Linked DNA regions of Homo sapiens: region 2 is linked to region 1. Evidence: read pairs that join two places in POLR2A ChIA-PET (ENCODE). Cell type or tissue: GM12878. All regions are shown on one strand. Links, peaks and the distances in the headings refer to the core of each region. The heading gives the core; the rest is flanking DNA.

The links. Peaks named below come from ENCODE experiments on the same cell type or tissue, not always from the same donor. Only the 100,000 strongest peaks of a DNase experiment are listed, where the experiment ranks them.
Region 2: POLR2A ChIA-PET joins it to region 1 with 5 read pairs; 1 of 35 experiments calls an interaction of 5 or more read pairs at or near these places.

Annotation. Positions count from the first base shown.
Region 1 is chr20:10,475,219-10,481,081 of GRCh38, forward strand. The region is part of intron 2 of SLX4IP (SLX4 interacting protein); the gene reads left to right. Among named protein-coding and RNA genes, the nearest start is that of SLX4IP, 43 kb to the left of the region's middle. In GM12878, for the core only: a CTCF peak has its summit at 1,412; DNase peaks (open chromatin) are centred at 1,353 and 3,183; H3K27ac peaks cover 3,247 bases.
Region 2 is chr20:10,314,033-10,319,895 of GRCh38, forward strand. No RefSeq gene overlaps it. Among named protein-coding and RNA genes, the nearest start is that of SNAP25-AS1, 97 kb to the left of the region's middle. In GM12878, for the core only: a CTCF peak has its summit at 2,806 (motif pointing right); a DNase peak (open chromatin) is centred at 2,888.

The DNA.
Region 1 (5,863 bases), core at 496-5,495:
TGCATAGAATTTAACATTGAAAAACATCCTTGTTCAGCTCCTTCAGTGATGAGATGAGAATCCCTGGGGAGTGGAAAGTGAGGATCTCAGAAGTTGCCCAAGGGAACTTAGTGTCTTATTTAGAGTCATAATAACTAGCTTAGACTAGCGTAACTGCTAGTCAAGGCTCTTTGGAAGGAAGTAACACCCACGCAAACTACTAGAACTTGAAATGGGCAGTTTATGATAAGGGAGTGTGACTGTCTCAGCATACTGGCATCAGTGTGCTATTGAGCTGGTGAGGGCCTGGAGGTAGCTTCAGGTTGCCCATGGCCCTGAGGCAGCTTCACTGTGGGCCTCTCTTTGAGAAGTGGGATTCTGGTCTTTGCATCTTCCTTGTTATTCTCCCTCTGCTGGCCTCTCTCTGCTCCTTTGTTCATGTTGCAGAAGATAGTGGCTCCTCACCTCCCAAGTGACATATCCTACAAAACTGCTGCACTTTCTGCCCCAATAGCAAACTTCTGGAGGTGAATTTGGGCAGATGTCCACTTTTGCTTCATCGATTGTGGCACGGGGCAGTGTCACATGGTAAATACATGGCTGCCCATGCCCACCCTTGAGCATGACAGCTGTCAGAAAGAGGGGCATAGATTCCCCCAGAAGTTACATGATAGTACTTTACAATTTAGAGACTTTGCTGGAAAGTTTCTTTTTGGCAGTCTCATAGACAGGCCTTTTTACAGAACATAGTAATGAGCACTTACAGTTTGTAGAGAGGCCTCGGGGGCATCCAAGAGGTAGCTGGAATAATCTGACCCTTGAGAAGCTTCTCTTGGTTCCTGGGGATGACGATGGTCATAATTAACTGCTTTACTTACAACTTGGCAATGTGTTTTATTATCGGTGTGCATTTTGAAGTGTTTTAAGGTTTTTCACATCCCTCACTGTGTGTGTGTGTGTATATATATATCTGTTATGATAATTAAACCAAATATTGTAAAAGTCAAGAAAAGTGTCAAAGAGGATGTCATTCTACTAAACTTTTTTGAATGGCTACTCTTTGATGATCTTGTGAGTTGGGAGAGGACCCAACCTTCAGTAGCATGAATCTGGTCTTAAATCTTAAATTTTGAAGCACTGAATGCATTGCAAAGTGTCCCATAGTCATCTATGAGTGTGCATATTTGCTTTTGACTCAGCATTCCATTTGTACTTCCTCCACAACAAAAAATGCATTGTAGCTTTAGTATTTTTAATTGTCACCAAGTAGTACTGCTAGCCATTGTGCAAAGTCTACCAACAGCTGATAAAATGATTACATTTTTAAAGGTTGCTGGATGGAATCAGATGTTGCTGTATCAGTTCCTATGCCGCGTGTGTCTGTTTCACTTCCCATAATGACTGATTCTCCACCTGCCATGACAGTGCATTCTTGATCTGCTGCGCCCTCCTTGGGTTGGGGACTGGAATATTTATTTTTAGGAAAAGTTAAAATTATCCAGAGAAGGGTGCTTTCTGTAAAATTTACATGAATCAGCCTCTTATTGCAGAGATCATGGGAGATGTGTGTGTGTGTAGATAAAAAAAACTCAATGGAAAAATGTAAAACTGTTAAAGGGAAGGAATATAATGAACATTGTTTTACCCATCACTATCTTTAACATTGTGGGCACTTTTAAATTAACTAGTATTCAAACTAAATGTGTGTTTAATAAAAGTGAATGGTACTACATAACATTAATGCTTTTGCAGTTAAGCTAGATTTTCCAAATTTCAGCAAAACCAAGAGTCTTAGCTCCTTCCTTCAGTCTTCAGTTTAAATTCTAAGAAATATTATTCGAAGTTTAAGAGGTCTTATTAGGGCATTAATGTGGGTTTTCCCGTATCAAGAGCAGACACAGGTTTTTGGTGTCTTAGGTTCTAAAGATACCAGTGTTCCTTAGATTTCTGACCTGACTGTGAAGGGAATTCTCTTTTTTTTTTGAGACGGAGTTTCGCTCTTTTAGTGGCATGATTTCGGCTCACTGCAACCTCCGCCTCCTGGGTTCAAGTGATTCTTCTGCCTCAGCCTCCTGAGTAGCTGGGTTACAGGTATGCACCACCACGCCTGGCTAATTTTTGTATTTTTAGTAGAGACGGGATTTCACCATGTTGGTCAGGCTGGTCTCAAACTCTTGACCTCATGATCTGCTCACGTTGGCCTCCCAAAGTGCTAGGATTACAGGCATGAGCTGATTTTTTGTGTTTTTAGTAGAAATGGGGTTTAACCATGTTAGCCAGGCTGGTCTTGAACTCCTGACCTCAGGTGATCCGCTTGCCTCTGCCTCCCAAAGTGCTGGGATTACAGGCGTGAGCCACCGTGCCCGGCCGAAGGGAATTCTTGTTAGGCTATTGCACAGTTGTCAGATGGACCTGACTGCTTCTCATCTCTAGGATCTTGGTTCCTTCTCTCCAATATGGGGATAATAAGTGTCAATCTTCATGGGGTTGTTACATAAAAGGTTTCTAACACAATGCCTGGCAACTGGTAAGCATTTACCAAATAAATAAGCCTTAGCTTAATTAGTAATCAAAGATACCAGCTGGGAAACATATCTATTTTAAGATTATATAGGCTCCTTCTCATCCTCTTTGGGCATTTTATTTCAGCTGCTTAAGATGTGAAATCTGTGTGTTGTGGTGTTCCTTGTTACAATCTCCCTTTTTTTTTTTTTTTTTGAAACGGAGTCTTGCTCTATCGCCCATGCTGGAGTGGGAGTGGCGTGATCTTGGCTCACTGCAACCTCCGCTTCCCAGGTTCAAGCAATTCTCCTGCCTCAGCCTCCAGAGTAGCTGGGACTACAGGTGCACTCTGCCACGCCTGGCTAATTTTTTGTATTTTAGTAGAGATGGGGTTTCACCGTGTTGCCCAGGCTGGTCTTGAACTCCTGAGCTCAGGCATTCCACCCGCCTCAGCCTCCCAAAGTGCTCGGATTACAGGTGTGAGCCACCGCGCCCGGCCAAGCTCTCTTTTAAAAGCTTTTTTTGTGACAGCAAAAGAAAGGGAGCTAAGATTGACTACCTAATAAAGTAGGTGTTTTTCACATTTTCATGTGTTTCCTATTTAGTTCAGTAGGTGTTTTTCCTGTTTAGTTCTCACAACACTGTGAAGTACATGTTACTGTTGACATGTCACAGATGTGACAGGCAGTGAGATTGAGTAATTTGCTCAGTTGGGAGGTAGAGAATGTGAAAAGCAGGTTTCAAGCCTGGGGTCTCTGACTCAAAGGCATATGCTTTGATGAAGATCGAAACTCTAGCTACAAGCTTGTGAAGATATTAATTTAGAATCATCCTTGTCCAGTAATAACACAACTACTTATAGTGGTTTGTAATTTTAAACATTTTATTAATATTAACTATATTACATTTACTAACCATGTTAAAATATGTTCTCTTGGGAGGTAGGCAGCACAGGTAACATTGTTAAAGAAGGGGCCCTGGAGCCTCTGATTCTTGTTCTTTATTGTCCTTGCCCCTCAGTAAAAAATCCTTTAGGAAAACAGATGCGTTGATGACTGTGCTGGTCAAAGGTCAATTTTGGACCCCAGACTCCTTTGTAAAAGCTTAATGAATCTGACCAACTCTTCTAAGCTCTTCTAGAGGTAGCTGCCACTCCCAAGGGAGAGATTCTTGAGCTCCTTTGGCTTACCAAGTGGGATGGGGTGAGATGGTATGCAAAGAGGGAAGGTGAAAGAAAGAAGGGGGTCAGTCTTGGAGAAAAAGGCGTATTACCTCTATTCAGGTAGAAGCAAGAGAAAACTGCCTAAAACCTGGGATTCCAGGGATGAGCTTGCCAATCCTCCCCCTACTCAGGCCTCTGCCCAGATTCGGGACTGGCATTGGAGAAGGAGTTAGGGAGACCTTGAGAAGTGGTTAGGACGGTGGACTCCACCTAGAGGCAAGTAGTGACTCTGATTCCTTCCCATATGACAAACCAGCCTTCTGGGAAAGGTGAGGACAGTCTGGGTAAGTCATCTGCGGATGCAAAATGAAAATCTGTATTGTATAACTTCTAGGGTCTTAGTATACTTCTTTTTTTGTTTGGTAAATTAAAAACTGAAATGCATAAAGAAGAAAAATTTCCATATTCTCATCGCTCAAATTCCATATTTCTTTTTTTTTTTTTTTTTTGAGATGGAGTCTCACTCTGTCACCCAGGCTGGAGTACAGTGGCACAATCTCAGCTCACTGCAACCTCCGCCTCCTGGGTTCAAGCAATTCTTCTGCCTCAGCCTCCTGAGTAGCTGAGACTACAGGCGTGCACCACCACGCTCAGCTAATTTTTTGTATTTTTAGTAGACGGGATTTCACCATGTTGGCCAGGCTGGTCTTGAACTCCTGACCTTGTGATCCGCCTGCCTTGGCTCCCAAAGTCCTGGGATTACAGGCGTGAGCCACGTCCCGGCTCGAATTGCATATTTCTATTACTGTTAACATGTTACAGTATTATCATCCAGGCTCTTATTTAAAAACAGGCAAACAGAGGCCGGGTGTGGTGGCTCACGCCTGTAATCCCAGCACTTTGGAAGGCTGAGGCAGGTGGATTACAAGGTCAGGAGATTGAGACCATCCTGGCCAATGTGGTGAAACCCCGCCTCTACTAAAAACACAAAAATTAGCTGGGCGTGGTGGTGGGTGCCTGTAATCCCAGCCACTCGGGAGGCTGAGGCAGGAGAATCCCTTGAACCAGGGCGTCAGAGGTTGCAGTGAGCCAAGATGGCGCCATTGCACTCCAGCCTGGCGACAGAGTGAGACTCCATCTAGAACAAACAAACAAACAAAGCAGGTAAACAGATGAACAAAACTTGTTTTATAAAAAATGACCTATTTATTTTTATTATGAATAATTCAAAGAAGAAAAAGTAGTCACTCGGTTGGGTGCGGTGGCTCACGCCTGTAATCCCAGCATTTGGGGGGCTGAGGTGGGCAGAACGCTTGAACCCAGGAGTCTGAGACCAGCCTGGGCAACACGGTGAAATCCTGTCTCTACAAAAAAATACAAAATATTAACCAGGCATGGTGGCATGCACCTGTGGTCCCAGCTACTGGGGGATTGGGGCCGAGATGGGAGGATCACCTGAGCCTGGGAGGTTGAGGCTGCAGTGAGTTGTGATTGAGCTACTACACTCTAGCCTAGAGTTTTGGAAACAGCAGGACCCTGTTTCCAAAAAAAAAAAAGGAAAATCAGTCCAAATAACTTGATAGTGTTAAAAGAACATCATTCCGGATGTGTACTGTAGATTATATCATATGTACAGATGGAATGATTACAATTAAAGGTAGAAATACTTTTGTTAAATATGGCATATTATAGCTATTGTTTTAACTAAAAATATAAAACGTGATTTTACTTTAACAATAGATAAAAGAAGAATTGAAATATAAGGAATTGCTGAACCTCAAATTTCTTTTTCTCATGTAGATTTTCCTATAAGATTTCTTTGAAATTAAAATAGCCTAGAAATAAATAGGTTGAACTGATTTTTAAAAAATTAAATTTCAGTTTTAGATACTAGTGATTGATTTCTACATTGTAAGTATTTCATTTCCGGAATTGTTTCATGCTTGAGAACGTGTCCTCTTTGCCTTTATATTTGAATGATGCTTTAGCTGGGTGTAGTAGTCTTGGCTCTTACTTTCTTTCTCTCAGAGCTTTGTAACAACATTTTCACCACTATTATCTGATATTGAATATTGCTCTGGGGAAATGCAAAGCCAACTTAATATCTCCCTATTATATAGGTGACTTGTTTTTTGTTTTGGATATCTAGAAGACTTTGTATTTGTCCTTGAAGTATAAAAGCTTAACTATAACATCTCTCAGTGTGGAATATTCTTACAA
Region 2 (5,863 bases), core at 259-5,258, 160 kb before region 1:
AAACTGGATCCTCAATTAGCACTTGACAAATACCCTTATTCTGGACAATTCTGTGTTTATTTTCCTTTCTATCTTTTATTTGTTGCTATTTTGTGGAAATTTGCGCTGAAATTTAGGGAGGAAAGGGGTCTTTCTTTTATTTTCCTTTCCTCCCCACCTTTTCTGTACAAAAATACAGTGTTCTCTTTACTAAGGGGACAAAAAGGACTGATTACTCAGGGTTGAAAAAGAAATTATGTGTGTCAGAGACAACTTAAGTATACACAAGATATATCCTGGGTGTCTGGGGGTGTGGGGTGTGGGAAGTGGCTGCTATCTTCCGAGGAACTGTTGTACTTCTTTAAAGGAACCGTGACAACTGCCAGTTTAGGAAAGATGAGGCAAGTGCTAATGGTATGTGTTTTTAAACATCCAGAGGCTGTGGAGATAGAAAGCCCTAGAGACCTAAATCTGTACTTTCATTTGTTATTAAAGGCAAAACTCCAAACTAGACCAAACAGACTCTCCAAGGGGCTAGAGCTTTTATACCACTCCACTAAAAATTCACTTTGTTTTCAATGCAGATTGATTTGACCACGACAATGCCCTATTTAAATTTCTACTCTCAGGGCTTTCATTTATATACATTAAATGCAAATAACCTACTCAGCGCTGAAAATAATTAACAGTTCTTTAGTCAAGATAGCTCTTCCAACTATCTCAACATAATTTTATTCCAGAGCAATGATTTCAAACCAAGAAGAAACTTTGGAGTACCTTGGAAGTGCTTTTCTCAAGTTAGGGGATGTTACAGGTTGCTTCCTTAGGAAACAAAGCCTGAAATAGAGGAATAAGTTTAAGTAGTTTATCTGGAACTGTGACTCCAGGGAGCAGGAATGAGGGATGAAGAAGTGAATGGTGAAAAAAGTCATTGGAAAGCCAATGGAGGCATGAGTTATGGAGTTAGCCACCTGCACGTTTGATTCTGTGAGACAGCTGGGAAGCCTAGGAAATGCATATTAGGACCATCTGCCTGGGACAAGAAAGGGAGCTGCATTTGCCCCTCAACTCCCAACTCTTTCTGGTCAAGGATTGCCACACTTTGTTTTCCACAATTATCAATTTGATTGTGACAATGGCCCACGTAAATTTCTACTCTCAGAACCTTCATTTATATACCTTAAAGATTACCACAGGGCAGGGTGTTTACTTCCCTGTTCTGGGTTGTGTGCATGGATGACAACGGGTTATTTGCAAGAATGTCCTGCACCAGAGGACTAGAAAAATTCCAGGGCAGAAGGGAGGGGTGGGGCTGCAGTGGGGACAGTCAGCTCACACTTCCGTAAGGCTGGTTGGACCCTGTATGAAACTGATTGCCACTGTTGTGGGTCGAATAAGAGACAGGGACAAGAAAATTAGAAGGCGTGTTTAAGAAGCATCTACTGTGGGAGGGAAAAGAGGGAGAGACCACACAAGCAGGGCACCTACCCAGGGTACTGCATCTCATTGTTCAGGTTGCATACAGTAACAGCAGCTCCACATTCGCCTGTTCCATATATAGGGTTTCATCGAAGATTTTGTTTGAAAGCATTCACTGTTAAAAAAGAAGAGGCAAAAAAAAAAGAGAGAGAGAGAGAGAAAGAAATCTTTAAAAGCCTCTGTTCTAGAATAATTTAGAGGACAAATAAGATGAACTCAAGAGTAGATGGAAATATTAATATATAAATATTCTAAATATTGGTAGTAGATCTAAGGTTTTGGATGACAGATAATAATATCAGGAAAGGTGTTTTTTGGTTTGTTTTTGGTTTTGTTTCTTTTAATCCTAAAGACCCAGAGGCAATGAACCAGATAGTTTAGCATGAAGAGGAAGAAAAGGAAAAGGAACACCAAAGAAGATAGAGTCAAGCAATTTTGACAAAATGGTAACACGGAAGAGAATGAGGAGAACTGCCATTATTAGTTAAAAAAGAACAAGAGTTCGAGATCAGCCTGGCCAACACGGTAAAACCCTGTCTCTACAAAAGATACAAAGCTTATCCGGGTGTGGTGGCCGGTGCCTATAGTCCTAGCTACTCGGGAGGCAGAGGCAGGAGAATCGCTTGAAGCCGGGAGGCAGAGGTTGCAGTGAGCCGAGATGGCACCACTGCACTCCAGCCTGGAGCAAGACTCTGTCCAAAAAAAAAAAGGAACTAGAGAAAAAAGTATAAAAAGAAGCTTTTAAATAACAATGGTTTCTGAAGGATTGGAGGACAGAGGCTGTTTACAAACTCAGCTCTCCCTTGCCTCTTCAGGCTATTTCTAGTTCATCTTCCCGAAATAACCTGTTCCTTGTTTGCTCTCTCTTTCTTTATTCTCACAGCCATCACCAAGTTGCCCTTGAGTACACCCTCCTACACCACAAAGCTGTTCTCATCCTGGGTCTCAGCTCATCCAACACTGCTCCAAAGTTCAGCAATCTTAAACTCCATATATGTCATTCTCTAACCAAAATAGTCATACCTTCACTCTCTCATGTTCTTTCTTATGTCTTTGCACTTGCCCTTCAAACTAACCTAAACTTCTAATGTCTGCTTCTAAGTTTTCTCTCAATGACCCCAATTTCCAATCCTGCCAAGAGCTCCAGTGTGTGACAGCCTCCACTCTTGGGTCACATCTTCCCTGTTTTGCCCTTCAATCCTGGACTATAAATCCCAAACTCTGGATCAATAGAGTTCTCTGCCTGACCCCTCCTTAGGCCTGGGGTCCTTGGGAACACAGGAAAATCCTGGACTGGTACCACGGAAAATGTATGATCCCATTGAAGTTCTCACGCCCAGCAGGTGGCAGTGTAAACTGGTATAACCACTTTAGAAAACCATTTGGCTGTATGTACTAAAGCTGTATGCATACACTGACTTGGCAATTCCATTCTTAAGTATCTATTAAACAGAAATACAGTGGTCCTTTTGTATAGGCAAGGGATTAGTTCTAGGACTTCTGCTTCTACCCAAATCTGTGTATACTCAAGTCTTGAAGTCAGTCCTGTGAAACCTGAGTATAGAAAAAGCCAGCCCTTTGTATCCTTGAGCTTTGCATCATATGAACACTGTATTTTCCATCCCCATTTGGTTGAAAATAATCCACATGTAAGTGGATCTGTGCAGTTCAAACCCAGGTTGTTCAAGGGTCAACTGTATATACTTTTGTTCACCCAAAGACAGGTACTAGAATGTTTGTAGCTCAAACTGGCATTTATCCACATGCCCATCAACAATAGAATGAAGACATAAATTTTGGTTGTTTTCACATAGAACACCTACAGTAAAGAGAATAAGTAAACTACAACTACATGCTGAAGCAACATACGTAAGTCTTATTATCTCAATATAGGATGGAAGAAGCCAAATACAAAAGAGAGCACGTTGTTCCATTCCATGTGTATAAAGTTCAGAAACAGGATAAATGAGTCCATAGTGTTAGAAGCTAGAATAGTGGTAATCCTTGGGGGAAATGGTTAGTGACTAAAGATGCAAGGGAAGCTTCTGGGATGCTAGTAATCCTGCTTCTTGATATAGGCGCTGGTTACATGGGCGTGTTCAGTTAGTGAAAGTTTACTGATCTGTGTAATATGTTACATGTGCACTTTTCTGTATGTATGTTATATCTCAACAAGGAAGTTCAAAATAGTTACCAAAATGACAAATATATATATATAGGCATAGGTTACATAATTGCTTCCCAATGTGAAAAATGCTCCCTGCAGTAGTACAGCACCACGGTCTGCAATTATAAGGCATAAACCACTTTCATTTCCTGTCCCTCCAGTTTCAAAATGTCCCTTCCCATCTATGCTGTACTGCCTTCCTGTATCAGTCAGGCTCTTAGAATGCCTGGGTAATGTAACAGGACTTTAATAACAGCGACTCTTTATAAAGGTGTGGGCAGGTTTAGAGAAACCAAGGAGGAGAGTGCAGTCCCTTGGGACTAGCAACAGTGGGGGCCCTTCCCATCCCTAGTCCCAAAGAGGCAAGGAAAGGGAGCTGTTTCCCTGAGCCTAGAAAAGGTAGTTTTCCATGGAGAGGACACCGTCTGGCTGGAGCTGTGGCCTTTGGTGAAGGGATGGAGCCAACCTAGGGCAACGTGGAGAGAGAAAACTGAAAATAAATACCAGTATCCCTCTACTCCTGCCGTCTGATTTCTTGCCTTTCTGATGGCTCCCAAGGGCCAAAGCCTACCAGAAGCTAGTGGATGGGAGTCAGTAATGAGGTCCACACAAATTGGCACTTCCAAGACCCAGAACAGGGTGGAAAAGGGTAGAGTGTTGGTTTGGAGCAATGAGTGAGGGCTTCAAACACATTCCCTCTCCATAGGTATCTTTCTCCAGTCACACTGACTCTACTGAGGCTGTTGTAGCTGCATGAAACAGTCTTACTAAACGTCCCTCAAGCAAAAGGAAGCTTGTGGTGAAGGTCACACAGAAGAATTGAAATTAGAGAGTCATGGAGTCTTCTCTTCCTCTTGCTTAACGGCTATGTGGTACTTCCACTTCTATCTGTTTGTCTTTATATTCTCACCAGTTTGGCTACCTCATAATGTTGGCTAAAGAGAACCAACCATGTTTTCTCCATTTACTTTTTTCATCTCAACCTTTCAGCTTCTGCTTTCATTGCTTTTCTCCCTCATTCTTGAGATGTTTTCTACTGAAATTCCCACAGAAAGGAATCCAGTTAGTTCCCCCGCTTAGGTTCACAACAGGCAACATCATAGGTTGCTGAGCAGCCTATGTTTGGATTGGCTGAGCTCAGTCATGTGCTCACCTTTGGTCCAATGAGCTATTGATGGAGAAGTTGGTCATGTGACACAAAACATGGCTACCTAAGTAGCAGGAGCTGTAGTTGGGAGAATGGGTGCAGTGAGTGAGTACCTGTTGATATGTACGTAATCGTCTTAAATCACTAGTGTCTAAAATATTTCCTTTTTGGTTTAGATGCTCTCAAAACAGAGACTGACATATGCTCTTGGATTCAGGTAGTTTATTTAAGAGGTGATCTCAGAGAGCCAGAGTAAGAGATCTTTTAAGAAAGAAAGGCCACCGTAAGCATTGTTGTCAAGGTCACCACTCTGGGCAATGGGGCTCAATTCCATGGGACCTCTGAGAAGTGTACAGAATGCCTCTCAGTATTGGCCACCCAAAAGATGGGTGGCAGGAGCATTTATTAATCAGCTTTCATCCCTGTACCTAAAGGGTTATTTCTAGAGGTATTAATTTCCCCACACTGCCACGCTTGCATCCACAGGGTCGAGCAAACTCTCATTGATGCCCATAGCATTGAAGAAGCCCTGAGACAAAAAGGAAAACCCAAGGTACACACTAAAGGCAAGATGCCTCCTGCTTGAAGTGAGTCAAAGCCTGCACAGAATTGTCTACCCATCCATGGCTAAAGTCAGTGCTAAGACCAAGAAACCATGGATAGTTCAAATATCATGCAGCAGTTAATAACCATTGTGGTTTTCATTTCTTGACTCTCAGTTTTCCTGTCCATTCTCTACAGTCTATCTTCCATCCTTCTTGACCTTTATGAAACCCTCACTCAGGTCACCATAAAATTCATCATACTTTCTGGGCACAAAACAAAGAAGTAAAATTTTTCAATCCTCAGCTACTCTGGTCTCCTGGGATATTTGATATTGTTAACCTCCAACTTAAAAAAAAACTCTTTCATCTGTTTTTGCAAAACTGCTTTCCCCTGGGTCGTCTCTGGCTGCTCTTTGTCAATCTCCTTCGGTTTTTCTTCCTCTGCACATATTTTAGGTGTCTGCATTTCCCTAAGATACTAAATTGGGTTTGCTTCTCAAAGTATACAAACCCAACCTTGCCTATAATAGCTTCAGCTACTACCTT